Regions from separate parts of the Homo sapiens genome. Here regions 2, 3, 4 and 5 are each linked to region 1. Evidence: chromatin loops called from intact Hi-C (ENCODE). Cell type or tissue: heart right ventricle. All regions are shown on one strand.

What was found. Hi-C counts contacts between places; a loop is a spot of excess contacts. Peaks named below come from ENCODE experiments on the same cell type or tissue, not always from the same donor. Only the 100,000 strongest peaks of a DNase experiment are listed, where the experiment ranks them.
Region 2: it touches region 1 in a loop (9-fold over the local background); 105 of 110 quality-filtered maps call a loop at or near these places.
Region 3: it touches region 1 in a loop (2.0-fold over the local background); 13 of 110 quality-filtered maps call a loop at or near these places.
Region 4: a loop joins it to region 1, with 4 times the contacts of the local background. A loop is called at or near these places in 105 of 110 quality-filtered maps.
Region 5: a loop joins it to region 1, with 4 times the contacts of the local background. A loop is called at or near these places in 43 of 110 quality-filtered maps.

What each region holds. Positions count from the first base shown.
Region 1 is chr2:85,727,410-85,731,409 of GRCh38, forward strand. It overlaps the pseudogene RNU1-38P. Among named protein-coding and RNA genes, the nearest start is that of ATOH8, 25 kb to the right of the region's middle. In heart right ventricle, CTCF peaks have their summits at 1,733 (motif pointing right) and 1,932; a DNase peak (open chromatin) is centred at 1,742; H3K27ac peaks cover 2,291 bases.
Region 2 is chr2:85,812,838-85,816,837 of GRCh38, forward strand. LOC284950 (a long non-coding RNA gene) reads left to right here and starts at 2,293. Exons shown (of 3, transcript NR_038888.1): 1 at 2,293-2,518. In heart right ventricle, a CTCF peak has its summit at 1,557 (motif pointing left); a DNase peak (open chromatin) is centred at 1,554.
Region 3 is chr2:85,677,591-85,681,590 of GRCh38, forward strand. LOC105374842 (a long non-coding RNA gene) reads left to right here and starts at 3,758. Exons shown (of 3, transcript XR_940317.3): 1 at 3,758-3,918. In heart right ventricle, a CTCF peak has its summit at 1,774 (motif pointing right); a DNase peak (open chromatin) is centred at 1,731; H3K27ac peaks cover 2,453 bases.
Region 4 is chr2:85,802,871-85,806,870 of GRCh38, forward strand. No RefSeq gene overlaps it. Among named protein-coding and RNA genes, the nearest start is that of MIR6071, 21 kb to the left of the region's middle. RefSeq lists a silencer at 1,669-1,866. In heart right ventricle, CTCF peaks have their summits at 1,940 (motif pointing left) and 2,142; no DNase peak of the experiment used is centred here.
Region 5 is chr2:85,796,061-85,800,060 of GRCh38, forward strand. No RefSeq gene overlaps it. Among named protein-coding and RNA genes, the nearest start is that of MIR6071, 14 kb to the left of the region's middle. RefSeq lists an enhancer at 632-1,375. In heart right ventricle, a CTCF peak has its summit at 2,126 (motif pointing left); DNase peaks (open chromatin) are centred at 701, 1,041, 2,071 and 3,311; H3K4me3 peaks cover 606 bases; H3K27ac peaks cover 3,668 bases.

The sequences.
Region 1 (4,000 bases):
GTTAGATATATTTATGGAAAAAAACTTAAAGGAAGCATATGAAACTATTGTAAGTGGTTGTCTCAGGGTAATGGGATCCCCTACCTAAGCATGATTTCTGGGAGGGTTGAGATGGGGTCTCTCGTTCGCCATTCTATTCCCTGCTGCTTTAAGTATCTCTTGAATGAGTGCATGTATTACAGATGCTTTTGACTTTCTTCTTTTTACTTTCCTGTATATTCCAAAATTTCTACCATAAACATGTTTGTTTTTATAATCATAATACATTTTAAAACTTTAAATGAGGAAATGGGTAAATAAAAGGGAAAATATGGGAAAGTGGGAGGGTGCAAAAAATGTATCCTCCTCTGAATTGACTCCACTCCCCTGTGAGTGACAGGAGCCGGCGTTCTCCACGAGACCCTGTCTGCATCAGTCCATCTCCCCCACCCCACGCTAGGTCTGCCACCACCTCTCTGCGCTGGCAAATAATCTGCACTCAAAGGAAATAATTATGAGGCCCATGGTGGCCTCAATACCCGCAAGACCAAAGCCTGTGACAAGCGCAATGCTCCAAGCCTGGCCCAGGGAAGCAGAATGGAACTGCCACAGCCCCCACCAACCCAGATCCACCTACTCCAGGAAACCGGCCCAGTGCCAGGGCTTTGCGCCTGGGGTGGCCTAACATTTCCGCCCAAACTTGGGCCAATTTGAGAAGGTGGAGGGTGAGGTGTTTGGGGAAGGAGTGTGTTCCTGTTGCTCGTTGCCATCACCACCTGGAGGAGGAGAATGGAGTCGATCCAATGGAAGACGAAACTTTCTTTCTTTCTTTTCTTATTTTTCTCATTTGGGGAAAACACAGGGGTCTGCACCTCCGGGGTGCAATGGTGAGCCTCGCACTGGGAAAACCACCTTTGTGATCATGGTATCTCCCCTGTCAGGTAAGCATGAGCATAAACTTTGTGTACCCCTCCCATTTTCCCTTTTCTTTACACATTTCCTTGTTTAAAGTTTTAAAATTTATTGTGATTGTAAAAATAAACATGTTTATTGTAGAAATTTTAGAATAAAATTTCTGCCCACAGGAAGCCTGTGTCCCTGAACCCTTCTCCCGGGCCAAGATTGGACTGTTTGAGGAAGATGGAAAAAGTGCTCTGTGAGCAGGATTATGAAATGACAGGGAGGACGTGAGGGGCTTTCGAAACCCTGGGAAGGAAGATGCCCACGTGAATGGAAAGTAGAAAGAAGAAAGTCAAAAGCACCTGTAATACATTCACTCATTCAGCAGATACTTAGGAGCAGTCCCCAGGTCCTGGGAATAGAAGGGTGGACGAGAGGGTCACCCAGATTCTCCTCATTATAATAATAGCAATAGCTACCCCTCTGGGTCCTTGTATGTGCCAGGTCTTTACTATGTGTTAAGCAATTTTCATTTATTATCTCCCTTGATCTGTACAAAACCCATGAGGGAGGATTCATATTAAAATCTCTGTTTTACAGATGAGAAAACTGAGGCTTGGAATGGTGAAGGAGGTCACTGAAAGTCACACTGTGAGTTAAACTGCAAAGCTGTGAATGGAAAACCCCCTAAGGCCCTGCTCTTAGCTCCTCTTGGTTCCCTGTTGCAAAGAGGCATTCCCCAGGCAGCTGTGAGGTGGAAATCTCTGTCTTCAGGCTTGCGGCTGAGAAGTTTCCCAGAGACGAGAAGCTGGAGCCTTTGGAGACCCCACTCGGCTGAGGTCCCGGGACCACGAGGGGGCAGCAGAGGTCTGCTGCGCTGGCGGGAGGCTCTGTCCCCGGCTGACTGCAGGCTCCGGGCAGCTGTCCTGAGTTAAAACCTGAACCTCGGGTGGCCGAGAATAGCAAGGGGCTGTCATTCACGTGGGCATCTTCCTTCCCAGGGTTTCGAAAGCCCCTCACGTCATCCCTGTCATTTCATAATCCTGCTCACAGAGCACTTTTTCCATCTTCCTCAAACAGGTCTGATCTTGGCCCGGGAGAAGGGTTCAGGGACACAGGATTCCTGTGAGCAGTGTGTTAGATGCTGGGCTGGTCACTGGGGCCACGGAGATTAAAAAAAAAAATCCTCTATAAAACCCAGGACTTGCCCCCAAGGGAGACTGGCACCTAAATAAGTAACCGAGGTACACGATGCAAAGTGCAATAATAGACGGACATCTGCGATTCGGAGGCAGCACGAAGTGGGAGAAAGAGGGGCGGAATTAGAAGCCAGGGATTTGGCTTAAAGGTGGCCCGAGGTGTGCAGCTGCCTGCAAATGCCATCCTTCATGTGAGCTGAGGCACAGGAAGAGGCTGAGAAGTCCGGTCTAGAGGGATGTTGGGTAAATGGTCCCAGGTTGAAAAATATTAGATGCTGAAGGAATGTCAGATGGTCTCGAAATTGTGAGGTTTGCCTCTGAGTCCCAGGCAGGATGTGGGCTGGGATAGCTGAGGCAGGCCGAACCTAGGCTCAGGAAGATGGTGAGAGATTGTAAAAATAAACAGGTTTATTGTAGAAATTTTAGGGGTGGGGTTAGGAGGTCATTAGGAGGTCCAGGGTCAGGGTCAGTGGGCTTCAGGACCTGGCAAAGCCAGAGGGCATGAGAGCCAGCCTTGCCTACCCACTCCGGGCTGGGCCCACAGCTGCCACGACCCTTTGTCCCCAAGGGTGACAGGAGAGCTTGCACCAGCCCAGATGCTTCCTTCTCCAAAGACATGGACGGAGGGTCTCAGGCTTATACCAGCCAGGATTATTCCAGTGGGATTCCAGCTCTCCTCCTAGCCATGTCCTTCCCGCAAAAGTTTGAAGCGGGTCTGGCTGGGTGAGGTAACTCCTTGACAAACTGGACTCATTTTTGGCTGATGACCTGTGTGGTCCCTGAAGCTCTGTCCTCACCCAAGATTGGCCCAGAGGGGAGTGGAGGTGGAAGGGGAAGGCCAGGCATGGCTGCGGCACTCCATTTGCCCCCAGCAGCCTGGCGGTCTTCACTTGTGCTCACCCCACAGGCATTGTGGACACAGGTGTGTCACCAAAGGGCCATGAGGCTCCTGTGTCACGTGGGACACCCCTGCCTTGCCAATCTTTAATTTATTATTATTATTATTTTTCCGAGAAGGAATTTTGCTCTTGTCGCCCAGGCTGGAGTGCAGTGGCGTAATCTCGGCACTGCAACCTCCGCCTCCCAGGTTCAAGTGATTCTCCTGTCTCAGCCTCCTGAGTAGCGGGATTACAGGTGCCCACCACCACGCCTGGCTAATTTTTGTATTTTTAGTAGAGACGGGTTTCACCATGTTGGCCAGGCTGGTCTCGAACTCCTGACCTCAGGTGATCCATCTGCCTCGGCCTCCCAAAGTGCTGGGATTACAGGAGTGAGCCACTGCACCCGGCCATTAATTTTTTTCCCAGGCAGTCTCCCTCTGGGCAGGTGAGTCCCAGGTGGCAGTGTCCGGCAGCCATCCTCGGACTTCTTCCCCGCAGCATGGCCAAGGGCAAGGGAGAGGGAAGGGACGCAGGCCAGGGCATGACATACAGTGGCCCAACGTAGGAAAAACATTTTTTTTTGACCTCTCATTCATTTTCTTAAAAGTTCACATGCCTTTCACCTTCTTTTTAGTGCCTCCTGGCAAGTTTTATCATTAAAAACAATCTTTTTTAATGACTTGCATTTCCATTTAAAGCGATTTGTGTGACTGGTTTATTTGCTTAGTCTTAAGGTGATGTCACTGCAACAGGCACCATGGATTTAAGGATATATAAATCCTTACGTATCCTTTTTTCTTTTTTTGAGAAGCAAAAAACATGATCTCATTAGATGTTAAAATGTTAAAATTAGATATTAAATGTTAAAATATGGGGAAAATGCAGATCTTAGAACGAGGGAAATTCTTGTTGGTAATTTTCATCCTCCCAAAAAACTTCAGAATAAAATTGGTTCTCCCTGAAGATGTGTGACATTTGTACTTGGCTTCATGTCCTTATCCTGCAGTGTTGGGGGGCACAGGGTGAAGTCACGCTTGTTGT
Region 2 (4,000 bases), 85 kb after region 1:
CTACTAAAAATACAAAAATTAGCCAGGCATGGTGGCATGCGCCGGTAGTCCCAGCTACTCAGGAGGCTGAAGCATGAGAATTGCTTGAACTGGGAGGCGGAGGTTGCAGTGAGCCGAGGTCATGCCATTGCACTCCAGCCTGGGCAACAGAGCAAGCCTCCATCTCAAAAAACAAAAACAAAAAATCCCCCAAACCCTACAGGTCTGGTCTAGTCTCTTGTGCAGAGCAGGGTCTCCCATTTGTGGAAACGAATTTTCATTGGTGGTAAATATTGGGTGATTGGTGACATTGTCCTCACTGGTGACTTGTATGAAGGAAAAAGAGAAGCCCCAGACAGTTTGTATAAGGAGGCAGGAGACAATGTGGGCATCACCCCGTGTTCCTGACGTCTGCTGCCAAGCACGTGGGGGTGTAACTCCTCTGCCCACCCTTCCCCCTACAACCCCCTTAATTGTTCTGTCATCAGGGCCTCCCAGGAGCCCATGCTGTCTCAGGTAATGGCAGAAACCTCAGGTAACGGCAGGTGTGTGAGCTCCTGGCTGGGCTTCCCTATACCAGCAGCCTGCAAAGGGTTTCCATTCTGGGATCAGAGGGGCTCCAGGCCTGCCCATGAGCCACATGATGCCAACCTCAGTGTGGGCCATGCCAGGCCTGAGACCACATAGTGGATCTCCCAGACCTCTGCTGGGCAGCTAGAGCTGCCATCCCACTTCCCCCAAACAGCCCAAACCCCCAGTGCCCACACCCAAGAGGCACGACAGTGTCATGGAAATAACATGGCCCTTGGAATCCAGAGATCTGGGTGTGGGTCCTGATACTGCAGTTCCATGAGGTCTTGGACAAATCACTTAACATTCCTGTGAGCCTCAGTTCCCCCATGGTGGTAATCATGTATATTTTACTTTGGGATTGAGAGACAGGAGAGGTATGAGAGCACCTGGAACACTGTGGGAGCTGAAGTGTTGGTTTAAGTGGGAGTCACAGTTGTGGTGGGGAGCTAGACTTGAGGGGTGACAGGATGACCCAGTGAGCTGGCCCAGCAGTAAGAAGGGAGGAATTGATGATGGAAAGGCTGGCGTCCCCTGGTCTGGCCTCTGCAGGACTCGTAGTTGAGTCTCCCCACCCCTTAGAGTGGGGGTATTCCTGGCCCCAACCACTTCACACCTTTGACGCTTGGGGGAGGGATGCATATACAGGTGGAGGCTGCTGGGAGTCTGGGGTGCCATGTGGGATACCCCAGACATCTGGCAGAGCTGCAGTGGTGCCCTATGGGTGCAGACTGGTTTGGGACCACACGTGAGCCACCCCAGGGGCTTCCAGAAGGGCGCAGTGCCAAGGCAGCTGAGGATCACGAGTAAGGAGCCTAAGGGGGCCAGAGAACTTGGGGGCGTGTTACTTGTGTCTAAAAATTGGCAGATCGAGGGTCAGGGCATCTGGACTGCTCCAGTGAATAAGGGAGAATGCACACTGGCCACCATCAGCTGCTGGGTACAGCCGGGAGAGCTGGTGGACTTGGAACAGGAACAGTCTGCATGGCGTGACAGCGCCCTCTGCTGTCCAGGCTGGGCTGGCATCGATGGTACAGGAGGAGGGTGATCCTCACACCTGGCATGAGCAGAACCTCCACTTCAAGCAGCCAGGGCTCAGGAGCAGGAGGGACCCCGGTAGATGGGAAACTCATTCCCATTTTACAAATGAGAAGACAGGCTAGGAGGAGTGTAGAAAGTTGCTCAGGGTCCCGTAGCTATTAAATGGCAGAGCCAGACTCATCCTGCAATGCCCTTCCTTCTACCCCAGACTGAATCATTTTATGCAAAATATAACAGGACTCAGGGATGCTGGAAACAGTACCCTTCTTTATTCTATTAAAATCAAATTAGATCTGACTCCGCCTCTGGCTGGGCTGCAGAAAACTTCATTCTGACTTGCTTTTGGAGATGGGAGTGGGTGCTGCTCCTCCCTAGGCCTGTGCAAGAGCCAGGGAGTCTAAGGTGATGCCAGAAAATGGGTGTGAGGGAGTAGTGTTTAAATCTTCAGTGCGTCAGCACCACTGTGAGAGCTTCGTGTCCAAGCCTCAGGGGGTCTGTGCTGCCTCCTTGCCCAGTTTGGCAGCCTGGGCCTGAGGCCATGCCACTCGCTCCCCTGAGGCCCCCTACAGCTTGGCTATGCCATCTGAGGTCTTGCTCCCCCGCCCCCACCTCAGCAGGTACTGCTGCTCCCAGCCATGGAGTTCTCTCAAAACCTTTCTCAAACCTTTTCCTCCCCTCCCCAACCCGCAGCCTAATCCCCTTAAATTGCTCCAGATCCTAGAAAATAAAAGCAGGAAAGGAAAGGTTGGCTGAACAGGGAAGGAAAATATGTCAAGAACAAAAGACAAATGATTATCTCAGGAAAAGTTCCTGCCCCTCTAAACTCTGTGCTGGGCAGCCACACGTGCCCGTGGGAAAGTGCTGTGTCCTTGGAGTGCCCTGCACGCTGCAACTGAAGCCAACAAGACACGGCCCAGACAGGGAGCAGGTTGGTTGAATCCATTTGCAGAAACTTGGGGCAAGGAGTTGGTTGTGACGAATGTGGCATGCCACTCCCCATCTAAAGCAGTGAAAGTTAAAAGGAGGTTATGGAAAATTGGGGAAGGGGCTAAATGCCCAGGAGCCTGGGTTGCAAAGCCAATCCTATCTGAGAAGAATGAACTTGGGGACCCCTTATTGTCATCACAACTATAAAAATGGCCTGGCAGGTCCAACTGTGGCCCTCTGGACTCTGCAACAGCCAGATCTGCAGTCCTCAGTTTTAAATCTGTAACCAAGAGATTTGGTTAGAGATCCAAATTAGAGACCTAGTTATCCTTAGCTGTTATGTTCAGTCCACAAATCATGTTATTCTGTTTATAAATAGGGCAAAATAAAAAGTGATCTTTAATTTTCTTTGATTAATGAGCTATTAACTCAACTTGAAGACACTAAGCTCTCTTAAAAAAAAAAAAAAAAAGCACTCGTGGCAATGAAACTGCCAGCCCAGTGTCACCAGTTACCCAAGGGTGACACCCTCGTCCTGCTGGAGATGGTGCATCTGCTGCTTCGAGAGCCCTTTTCTAACCTGGGAAAGCTTGAGTTTAAACATGAAGATAGTGAAATAAGGTAAGCCTTTAGAAGCAAAACTTTCATGCTAAGTTTAGGAGTAATCTTCGTATGTTTGTTTCTTTAAAATACTGTAATAGTCTAAAGAATCTAACATTAAAGACCGACAGATTAGCCTGATGCCTCCAGTTTTAAATATGTACTAGAATTTAGACTTGTCATGGAACCAATCTAAGTGTCCACCAACTGTTGATTGTATAAAGAAAATGTGGTTTGTATACCCCACGAAATACTATGCACCCATAAAAAAGAATGAAATCATGTCCTTTGCAGCAACATGGATGGAGCAGGAGGCCCTTATCCTAAGTGAACTAACTCAGAAGCAGGAAATCAAAAACCTCATGTTCTCACTTATAAGTAGGAGCTAAACGATGCGTACACATGGGCGTAAAGATGGAGATAATAGACACTGGGGACCCCAAAACTGGGGAGGAGGCTGGGAGGGAGGAGGAGAAGGGTTGAAGCAGGGAGAAGGGTTGAAGAATCTCCTATTGCATATAATGTTCAATATTTGGATGATGGGTACACTAGAAACCCAGTCTCCACTATTACACATATAATACCCATGTAACACACGAGTACATGTACTCCCTGAATCTAAAATTTAAAAAAAATTTAAAAGAATTTAGACTTGTGATTTTAAGTTGCAAAGGGAAAAAAATGACCTTATTTTTCTGAATAATTATTGGAATTTCAAGGAAAACTGATGCTTCACTATTTTAATAACATTTTATTTCTTAGATTTATAAGAATTTATTATTTGAAGATATTTTGCTTGTTAAGGCAATACAATTGCTTTGTTAGGCAACTGAAGTGCTTACAAAAGAAATGTAATATATTACATTTATAATGCAGTTCAGAG
Region 3 (4,000 bases), 50 kb before region 1:
AAAATTTGCATCCTAGGCCAGGAGTGGTGGCTCACGCCTGTAATCCCAGCACTTTGGGAGGCCGAGACGGGTGGATCACCTGAGGTCAGGAGTTCTAGACCAGCCTGGCCAACATGGTGAAACCCCGTCTCTACTAAAAATACCAAAATTAGCTGGGCATGCTAGCGGGTGCCTGTAATCCCAACTACTTGGGAGGCTGAGGCATGAGAATTGCTTGAACCTGGGAGGTGGAGGTTGTGGTGAGCCGAGATTGCGCCACTGCACTCCAGCCTGGCCGACAGACAGTGAAACTCCATCTAAAAAAAAAAAAAAAAAAAAAAATTTACATTCTAACCGTTTCCAAGTGTACATTCAGTGGCTTTATGTACATTCACATTGATGCGCAACCATCACCACCATCCATCTCCAGAATGCTTTTCACCTTCCCAAGCAGAAACTCTGTGCCCATGAAACACTAACTCTCCTTTCCTCCCATCCCCTGACAATCATTCTACTTCCCATCTCTAACTCTCTTTTCCCCCATCCCCTGACAATCATTCTACTTCTCCTCTCTAACTCTCCTTTCCCCCATCCCCTGATAATCATTCTACTTCCTGTCTCTATGATTTTCACTGTTCTGTGTCCCTCCTAGAAGTGGACTCATATAGTATTTGTCTTTGGTGACTGGTTTATTTCACTTAGCAGAGTGTCTTTTGGGTTCATCCATGTTATCATGCATCTCTTATAATTTCCTTCCTTTTAAAGGCTGTGTGCATACACCGCATTTTGTTTATGGAATTATGACCCTTTTAAATGTCCCTAAAATTGCACCTGTTGGCTGTAGCTGCGCCTATAGGTTGTAGCTGGAGGACATTCCTGCCCATTGTTGGTTTCTGTTCCTTTCTGCCTTTCTGACCCAGCCTCCAACTGCTCCGGTCTAAGGAGATAAGAAGCCACACAGGCCTCTGGCAGGGGCTGGGTCTCCTTTCTGCAGGAAGTGCTTCAGGCCCCTCTTCTTGGTCTCTCCCTGAAGTAAGAGGCCTCAAGTGGAGTCCTGAGGGGCATGATGAGGGCTGTGCCCTGAACAGGTGCAAAGTATGGAGGGAAAATGTGGAGCCTGAGGAAGGCATCTTGAGGCTGGAGCAGGGAAGGCCGAGTGGGCACCTCCTTAGTTGAGCTGCCTTAGGACAAGGGAGCAGTGATGGTGGCTTCAACAGGAAAAGAGAAGCTGATTCTGACTGGAAGGGCACCAGCTGCCATTCCTGCAGGAACGAACAAGTGTTTTCCCAGGAAGATGGGGTCAGGTCGCTGAATCTGATGGGTCCTGGCTCTGTGCCCAAGTGCTGTTCCAGGCACAGGGTGGGGGTGACAGAAGGGGCAGCGCAGCCCTGCTCTCACCAAGCCACCTGTATGAGAAAACACAACAAAGACATTCCTTCAGCCACTAGGAGCCTCTGTCTCCAGGAAATTACCATGAAACCCCTAAGTGTAGTGGCTCAGGGCCACAAAGCTACGTCCCATGCCCAGGCTCAGGCCCATTATGTGTGGCCAGGGACTCTGCTCATCACAGTCACCCCGGGGCACAGGCTGACTTGCAGTGGTCGTCTTGAACACTGCCCATCATCATGCCAGGAGAAAAGAGAATTCTGGGGTCTCTCCCTGGCTGTTAAATGTTCCAGTTGGGAAGGAACAGGCTTAACTTCTGCTCAGGAAGCAACCTGGCAGGACGCCACCCAGCCTTCCCAACCCTCACTCGCAAACACAGGGCGGCCAGGGAGTGCAATTCCAAAGCAGGACCGGAAGGTGGCGCCCGGGAGCCAGGTGGAGATGCACCGCCCTGGGCAGCGCGATCCCCACACCTTGCCCTTCGCGGACTTCGCTGCAGCCCAACTTTCTTGGGGCAGCTGTTTCTGCTGAACTAAAGGAACACCAGGGGGTCCAGTCTCTCGACACCCCAGGGCCCACGCACCTGCTGAGGAAGGCGCTCCTTCATTACAGGCGGCAGCACCGAGTACCTGGGCTTTACAACATTTTAACCTCCCCTCCCCTCCCCTTCCCTCATTTTTCTTTTCTTTTCTTTTTTTTTTTTTTGACGGAATCTCGCTCTATAGGCCAGGCTGGAGTGCAATGGCACGATCTCGGCTCACTGCAACCTCTGCCTCCTGGGTTCAAGCGATTCTCCTGCCTCAGCCTCCCGAGTAGCTGGGATTACAGGCATGTGCCACCACACCCGGCTAAGTTTTGTATTTTTAGTAGAGACAGGGTTTCACCATGTTGGCCAGGCTGGTCTCGAACTCCTGACCTCAGGTGATCCGCCTGCCTCGGCCTCCCAAAGTGCTAGGATTACAGGCGTGAGCCACCATGCACGGACAAGCTGTTCTTTCTTACTGTTTACACTTATTTGTGTATATATATATATTTTTGAGATGGAGTCTCGCTTTGTCACCCAGGCTGGAGTACAGTAGCACAATCTCAGCTCACTGCAACCTCTGCCTCCCAAGTTCAAGCGATTCTCCTGCCTCAGCCTCCCAGGTAGCTGGGATTATAGGTGCCCACCACCACACCTGACTAATTTTTGCATTTTTAGTAGAAGTGGGGTTTCACCATGTTGGCCAGGCTGGTCTCGAACTCTTGACCTCAAGTGATCATCTGGCCTCGGCTTCCCAAAGTGCTGGGATTACAGGTGTAACTCACCACGCTGGGTCCACTTATTTGTAATTTGATCATTGTCTTCTCTCCCACTAGAAAGTAAGTTCCATGAGGGCAGGCCCCATGTTCATGTTTACTCATCTTCCTGTTCTCAGTGCCTGGCGGAGTACCTGGCACAGAGTAGCATTCACTTGGTGTTTGCTGAATCAATGAACATGACCGAGGGCTGCAGTCTGAGGTCTGGAGGCTTTGCAGACTGGTTGGGGGCACCATCCTAAAGGCTATCAGAGCAACTGCTGAGAGAGACTCCAACCAGGCTGGAGCTCCACTTGTAGCAGAGTCCCAGTGTTCTGGCTGGGCAGGGAGTAGGGCAGTTCTGAAAATTGACAGGGAGGTCTGCCCCAGCCCAGCCCCCAGGGGCTCTTGTCCAAGTCCCAGTGACAGGATGTCTGCAAGTAAATGCTGAAGGAGATGCTTCAGCTAAAAGCTCCAGGACATGTAGGTTCAAATGGCCTAACAAACTGGGAAACCAGAGTGGAGGGGAGACATTCTCATTTCAGGATAGACCCTGGCTGCCTTGGGGCCTCCAGGGTGCTAGGGGACACAGCCCAGCTCTGCATCCCTGGCAGAGATGGCCACATCCAGCAGGCCCTGGTGGCACTGCAGAGAGAACAGCACCCTGGGGACCAATTATCCTGGGAAACAGGCTGGTGCCTATCCAGATGGTGGTGCCAGGCACTGCCACTGTACAACTGGCTGATTTGGTGAATAAGTTGCAGACATAATTGAAGGGCAATTTGTTGGGGATGTAAAGTACTGCAATGGCCCACAGGGTAAGAGACAGTAAAATAAGGGTAAATGTCACCACTCAGAATTTACACACAGGTTGGTATGCCTCAGGAAACTTAGGTTAATAATGAAAAAGAAAAAAACACAACAATACGAAACACTGGAGAAATACTGGCAGGATGTGTATCACCTTGTTGATAATGGTATTTCTTGGTATAATTACATGTGGTCATTACTCATTGTCTTTGTACTTTGAAAAAAAAATTAAGCCAAAGGAAAAAAAAAAACCTTCCTTTCCCAGTCAAATATACTAGCAAACAAGAAGCTGTTAGAAAACAATTCTCGCTGGTGTAGATTTTGTCCTGTTTTGGTTGTGAGGATGAGGGGCTGGTGTGGATCAACAGTCCTGAGGGGGAAGCAGGAATCCCAGAAGACGGAGGGTCAGGCTGGGGAATGCAGTTCTGGAAGCTGAGAGCAGAGTGCCCAGTCCTTTCACATCAGGTATGAGTCAAACGCCAGGACAGGGGTGTGGTAAAGGTCAGGCACCAGGACATCCAGGGACAGAAGCCAGCAGACAAGTGAG
Region 4 (4,000 bases), 75 kb after region 1:
TCACACTGTAACATGAGAACCATACACATTTTGTGATATTGCTTTTGCAGACTTAGATCTACAAGACCATAAAGATTCCACAGTGGTGGCTGGGCACAGTAGCTCACGTCTGTAATCCCAGCACTTTGGGAGGTCGAGGTGGGCAGATCGCTTGAGGTCAGGAGCTTGAGACCAGCCTGGGCAACCTGGTGAAACCCCGTCTCTACTGAAAATACAAAAATTAGCCAGGCATGGTGGTGCATGCCTGTAATCCCAGCTACTTGGGGGACTGAGGCAAGAGAATGGCTTGAAACCTGGAAGGGAGAGGTTGCAGTGAGCTGAGATTGTGCCACTGCACTCTAGCCTGGGTGACACACTGAGACTCCATCGCAAAAAAAAAAAAAAAAAAAAAAAAAAAAAAAAAAAAAAAAAAGATTACACAGTGGCTTCTAGTCTCACTGCCCAGTGGCTCCTCATTAATAACTGATAGGAACTCCAAACAGCATGGCCAGGAGACTGCATCAGCTTGGACCTGGTGGATCCCTCTTCTGACAGGCCCTGCTGCTCCCTTCAGCTCTCCACACTGCTCCATGCCCACAACTGCTAGTCTTGGGATTGAGTGTTTATTTCAGGGCTCTTATTTCCAAACTAGTTCAGTATCTGCTGAGGTGATTGTTCAAATTTTGCTTTGAGCATTAAGTTAGTGAATTTTTTTCTTCTTTTTTTTTTGGAGGGAACAATTTTTTTATTGTGGTAAAATATATATAACATAAAATTTAACATTTTAAGCATTTTTGGGTTTATAATTCAGTGGAATTAAGTACTTTCACAGTGTTGTACAACCATCACTACTATCCATCTCCAGAACTTTTCATCACCCCAAATTGAAACTCAGAAGGTATCAAACAATAATTCCCCATTTCCCTTCTGTAACCCATGGCAGCTCTATTCTACCTCTGGTGTCTATGACTTTGCCTATTCTAGATATCTCATCTAAGTGGAATCATACAATCTTTGTCTTTCTGTGACTGGCTCACTTAGCATAATGTCTTCAAGACTCGCCCATGCTGTAGTATGGGTCAGAGTTTCCTTCCTCTTAATGGCTGAGCACGTAAGTTTTTAATCCGTGGATTTCACCAAAGGTTGATGTTTCTAATGCATTCGGCAAAATTCCTGCAGACACTTACTAAATGTGGAGTTGACTTCTCTTTTTCCTGCATCATTCTCTTCATTCTCTATACAGTGACTGTGTGACATCTGGTAGTGCGTGGTTAGGTGTTTCATTCATTCTCTCGAATGAGAGGAGGTCCTCCCAGGTTGGAGGTCTATGCTAGCAGCAGGTGCTCTGTGGAGCGGTGCCAACAGTGACACCGAGAGACGCCCCTCTCTGGTGACAGCTCCGGAGCACTGCCTGTTACTCTACTCTTATATTCTGGAAGCCTCATCAACATCATGCTTTGGTATTTTTCAGTGTGGCTACACATTTCTTACTTCATTTAATCCAAATGCCCTGATGGAGGCTATGTGTCAGTAACCCTTTTAACTCTGAGGAAACTGAGGCCCAGGGAGGTGATGGCTCTTGCCTCCCCAGGAGGTCAGTGGCAAGTGGGAGGCTGAAGCTTAGGGCACCCAAGTCCAGGACTGTTTTCTGCTTACCCCTCAGGGAAGGTGGCAGAGGCTTCAGGTTCCCTCCTTTTTGCACTGGCTTTTCTCCTCCTACCTTGATGGGCATGGATACACTGATAGGGGTTGGAGAAGGTGGGGAGATAGGGGAGAATAAGCACCAACCTTTCAATTCCTCAGCTTGTGCAAACCTTGTTTCTTTTGAACTGTCTTCAGGGCTGAATCTGGCACTCTCAAAAGGCAAGGGTAGGAAGGTGGCAAGAGGGGCTGTAACCACTTCCTGGGGACTGGGGCTAAAACCACGGGGCTGGAATCTTCCCCTCCCCCTGCAGGAGGATATCAGGAACTACAGCCATTTGAGAATAAATGATTCTTGCATATGATTTAAAAATTATGAAATAAAGGAAATGAGGTGAAAAATCTCTTCACTCTTGTCACCAGCAGCCATTTTCTTCCTTACAGGCATCAATGTTTTCTACTTTTGCATATCTTTCCTGAGGACTGTTATGTATGCATATATACACAAGTACATACATACACGTATACGTATGTACGTATGGGTATGTGTGTGTATATATATTCTTGTTTCATTTTCTCCCACAGATAGTAAGTATATTATGCATATTGCCCTGTGCTTTATTCTTCCAGCACTTTCACATAATATATAATAGTAATAGCACTGAACATTTATTAAGTGCTTACTATGTTCTGGGGTTCTGGGTACTGCTCTAAGAACTTGGTATGGGTCAATAGTCTTAATACATTTCATCCTCACAACAACCCCATGAGGTAGCATCATTTTTTCAATCTATACATAGTAAAAAAAAAACCCATGCAAGCTAAAACAACACTGAGATACTATTTTTCATCCGTCATGCTGTTAAAGATCAAAAAGCTCACTAACACACGGTGTGGAAGAGGGTGTGGAGACATTGATACTCCATAGATTTTTGGTAAGCAATTCAGCAAAAGCTATTACCATTATAAAGACAAATAACTTTGATTCAGCAATTCCACTTCTAGGAATTTTTCCTGCAGATACACTTTGCAGATGCTGAATGAGTGGGGCACATATTATTCATGCACCATTGCATAATAGCAAAAGACTGGGAAAAAGTTAAACATGCATCAGTAGGGACTGGCTACATATGGTATATTAACATCCATTTATTGAAATATTAGGCTGTGGGTTTTAAAAAAATGAGTAAATTATTGATGCACAGAGGTGGTGTTAGTCTGTTCTTACACTGCTAATAAAGACATACCAGAGACTGGGTAATTTGTAAAGAAAAAGAGATTTAATGGACTCACAGTTTCACATGGCTGAGGAGGCCTCACAGTCATGGCGGAAGGCAAAGCAGGGCAAAGCCACTTCCTACATGGTGGCAGGCAAGACAGTGTGTGCAGAGGAACTGCCCTTTTATAAAACCATCAGTTCTCATGAGACTTATTCACTATCACAAGAGCAGCATGGGAAAAACTCGCCCCCATGATTCAATTACTTCCCACTAGGTCCCTCCCACAACACGTGGGGATTATGGGAGCTACAATTCAAGATGAGATTTGGGTGGGCACATAGCCAAACCATATCAGACTGGCTAAATACGACATATGATATGATATATTAACATCCATTTATTGAAATATTAGGCTGTGATTTTTTTTTAATGAGTAAGTTATTCATGCACAGCGGTGGGATGCTCTCCAAGATGGAGAGGCAGTGCAACATCATGGTTAAGAATCCAACTTGAGCCAGGCTTCCTGGGTTTTAAGTCTGGCTTTGCTGCTTATCAACTGTGCAAAATTGGACTGTTACTCTACCTCTCTGCATCTCTGGTTTCCTCATCTGAAAAGTGGGGCTTGTAATAATAACACATTGTAATACCTCCAGCTAACCCTCAGACAAGTAGGAAATAAACGGTCATGGTCATATGCCACTGGAATTTTTTAAAAATATTTTTTACACAGCATGAATGCAGTGATAACTAACTGATACAAGTGCACAGTAGTTGCTCAATAAGTATTGCTTAATAAGGAACTGAGCAAGTCCTTTCTTTATAGTGGGAAACTTCACAGGTTACCTGAAGAGCAACTCCATGTAGAGCCCAAAGAGGAAGCTCAAGGTTAATATTCAACATACAACCAAAGCACTGGGGTTTTATTTATTCAGCAGGCTGGTTTTTTTTTTTTTTTTTTTGAGTACTGGCTGTGCTAGAAGCTGACACACATACAAATAGAGTAAGGATTGACCCCTGTCCTCAGAGCACACACTCTCTGGAAGGACAAGATTTATAAACAATTAATTATAAGTATCGTGGCACTTGCTGTAACAAAGGTATGCAGAAAGTGTGCAAAGGAGGTAACAAGCATTTCAGCCTGTGGTGGATGCAGGGTGAAG
Region 5 (4,000 bases), 69 kb after region 1:
CTCAGTGCGTGGATTCCAGTGGCAGCAACATCTGCTGGGCACTGTCTGGCCCGTGGGTGGTCACAGGGTGCCAAGGACCCTAGTGCTGTTTCTTGGCCCTGCCACTCACTGGCTGTGTGACCTAGGGCAAGTCGCTCCCCTCCCTGAGCCTCAGTTTCTCTTTGTAAAAAGTGGTTGGAAGAGATGGTGACTAAAGCCTCTTCCAGGTACTTAATGGACGCAGCCTGTTCCCCTGCTGAGATGCTGTCTTCACTGGCTCTGCGCCTCCGTCTCCCTGGTTTGGCTCCTGCTTCTTTGGCTGCTCCTTCCAGGCCCCCTTGGCCTGTTGTCACACTCCGGGGCTCAGTCCTCGGGACTCCCCACTCAGGCTGCTGACTTCCAATTCCTGTCTGTATCCCAGAGACGGAGAGGATAATATCTGCTCATTCAACACCAGACTGAGTTAAATATCTAAGGAATTTCTACTCTAAACCCAGCGTTTAGAGCCAGCCCTGCCCCACTGGCCATCATCCACCACAGGCAGGCAGAGGCATTTCATTCCGTCTGCCTTCCCCCTCAGCACTGGCCCCGGTCGGCCTGTCCTTGCCCAGGTCCTCTGGGCCCCTCCCAGGGCTGTGGCCTTCCTTTGGCTGGGACCTTAGGCAGGGCTCATTTCCTCCCAGGCCTGAGCACTTTCCCAAGGAGCCAGCGCCTGTCCCTGCTGCCCAGTGCTTCCTCAGAGGCAGGACTTTGGCAAGCACTGCCTTGCTGCTGATGAGACTTAATTAACGCAGGGATCCGCTTTCCTCCTGGCCCTGGGAGAGAGGCGCCCGCCTTGGAGCTCGAGGACACAGGGTACCCCATTGTTCTCTGGAGAAACACAGCTGCCCCTCTGCAGCTGCTGCCCCGGGCCTGTCAGCTGCCTTCTCTGCTCTCGGAGGTCCTTCCCACTCTCCTCCCTGAGGGGCTTATTCAAGTGCCCACCAGCAGAGATCCACATCCTTCCCCTGAGCTGGTCTCTTCAGGGTGTCCATGGTGCTGACTCCACAGGTCGAGCATTAGGCCTCATTGGACTGGACGTATCAGGCATCGGCGCAGCCCGTTCCCCTGCTGAGATGTTGTCTTCACTGGCTCTGCAGCTCCGTCTCCTTGGTTTGGCTCCTGCTTCTCCGGCTGCTCCTTCCAGGCCCCCTTTGCCTGTTGTCACACCCCAGGGCTCAGTCCTCGGGACTCCCCACTCACTCAGGGCCACGCCCTTCATAGGCTGCTGACTTCCAATTCCTGTCTGTATCCCAGAGACGAATAGGAATAGATATCGCTCTGTCTATCACAATAGATATTCCTATCTGCATCACCCAGAGCGAAGCTGAATCCTTGCCTTCAAGGCCCCGCACCACCTGCCCTGGCACCTCCCTGACCTCACCTTCACTGCTGTCGTCTGTGTGGTTGACACACCAAACCCAGCCACTCTTTGCATTAGGCCTTCGCATCGGCTGTTCCCCCTGCCTGGAATGCTCTTTCCCCAGTATCCGTTTGGCTCGTTCCCTCATTATCTTCAGTCCTCTGGTTGAATAGCACCTCCTTAGCAAGCCCTTCCGTGATGGCTCGATCTTATTTATTTGTTTGTTTGTTTGTTTGTTTTTTGAGACAGAATCTCACTCTGTCGCCCAGGCTGGAGTGCACTGGCGAGATCTTGGATCACTGCAAACTCTGCCTCCCAGGTTCAAGCGATTCTTCTGCCTCAGCGTCTGAGTAGCTGGGATTACAGGTGTGTGCCATCACATCTGGCTAATTTTTGTATTTTTAGTAAAGACGGGGTTCCACCATGTTGGCCAGGCTGGTCTCGAACTCCTGACCTCAAGCGATCTGCCCACTTCGGCCTCCCAAATTGCTGGGATTACAGGTGTGAGCCACCGCGCCCAGCCAATGGCTCTATTTTAAATCGCAATACTCCCCTACTTCCCCTAGCACTCTCTCCCCTGCTTTATTTTCTCCATAGTACTCATCACTCTCTGCCACGCTATGTCAGTTTGAAAACACTATCACCTCCCTCTAGACCGTAAAGTTCATGAGAGCGGGGGTTTTTGTTTTGCTGACCACTGCATCCCTAGTGTCTAAACAGTGCCCCCTTGGGGCTTTTTGGAACTAGGAATGCTGTCCTCAGTCTCCAGTAGCTGATGAACAAATATTTGTTGCACAAATGGATGAATGCTTCATTAAATGTACTTGTACATGTATCTTTATGTCCTGGTGGTTTGACTTCTGTAGACTAGATCATGGAAGTGTGGTTATTCTGTCCAGTGTATGTATAGAGTATTTTTAATTTTAATAAACAACTCTAGATTACTTTCCCAAGAGGTTGAAGCAATTCATGCCCATTTCTCTGCCTGTGCTGGACGTTATCACACTTGAGTTCTTGCCAGTCTTCTGGGGAAGCAGGGAAGGCATCTCATTGCTTTAATTTTCATTTTCCTGCCTAATAGAGAAGAACATTGTTCATATTTATTGACCACTTGAATTTCTGTTTCTGTGAATTGTCTTGTTTATTATAGTCTTTGCCTATTTTTGTTTTTACAGGGGAGGTGGGTGGGGGAGGACTGACGTTTTCTAACATGTGTGTAAGACGGAATCTGCATTTTTTTTTTAAAGCATCCCAGGTAATTGTGATACTTATGGCCATTCCCAGCGCTATCGCTTAGTATGAGGATCCTCCTGGTCCGCTACTGCCTGGCAGGCTCTGGGGTCCTCTATGGGTTTTAGAATGAAAGGTTTTAAGGTTTTTTTTCATTGCTGGTACTCTGTACTTTCTACAACGATCTTGTGTTACTTTTTTAAAAAGGATATTAAAAAACAATCATAGGAAAACCCTTGTACTGTAATACCAAGTGGAAAAGCATTTACAGTTAGGATGTACTTTCTGATGAGAATGACATAAAAAGGCTCTCTGTATGCAGAAAACCCTAGCAGTGAATGGCCAGAATGAAAACATAGGATTGTGGGTAATATTCCTTACAATGGAAGTTTTCCTTACGATGGAAGGCAGACAAGTGGGGGAAGAAGAGGTGAGGGTGAACCCCTAGTGGAAAAAGAGTGCCTGCTGGAATGGTAGCACTTGGGCTAAAATACCCTCCTTTTGTGGCTTGGCAGACATCACTAATTAATCACTTCAGCAGTTCCTCCTAAGCTCCAGCTTGGTCTTAGAATCTTTCTCAGCCCCATAGTCCAGAGAGCTACTGTCACAGATCAGAGCTGGCAGGCGACATTAAACCCAGTCACCGTCCTTGCCTGAGCAGGGGACAGCGCAGTCATACCTGGCAGCCAACTCTCTTGCTGGGGCAGCAACAGGCTCCCTGGCAGCCCTCGTGGCTATGTTGGGGCTGCAATCCAGTTGGCTGCTCCTACCTATCTGTGCCCTGGGGGTGGGGGAGGCACCTGGGGTCTTTTCAACCTGCACTGGCTCCCATCTCTTATATAGAGCATAGCTTCCTGGACTCTCTTCTCCTCCCAGCCCTGGGGGCTTGTTGGAAGTGGGAACGTTGTCCTCAGCCTGATGCTTGGCCCTGATGCAAAGTCCACATGTTTTTTCATCATTGACTTTCAGGGTCAACATGTGGACCCTGGACCCTGGACCCTGGAACATCCCCTCCAACACCACACCTTGGCCACTCTCACCATTTGGGCGACTCTGCAGCCTCTGACCTCTGCTTTCATGATTTTTGGCGTAACCCCTCTCCACTCACATGGTCCCAGCTGTGACTTCGTGCCCTGATGCTGTGTTCACTGGCACATCCTGACTGTCTAACCAGGCCCCTGGCCCCGCCCCACCTGCCTGCCCTGCACTTGGCATGACTCAGAGCTGACAGGTTCACCAGCCGGACTCACTGCACAGCGCCAGGAATTCCTCATCAGTCTTCTTCCTCTAGACCAGCTTGGGGTGGGGGCCGTGGGGGGTTGATTAGAAAGAGTAGGAAGAAATATTTTTATAGCTTTTTCTGGTTTTTTTTTTTTGAGAAACAGTAAA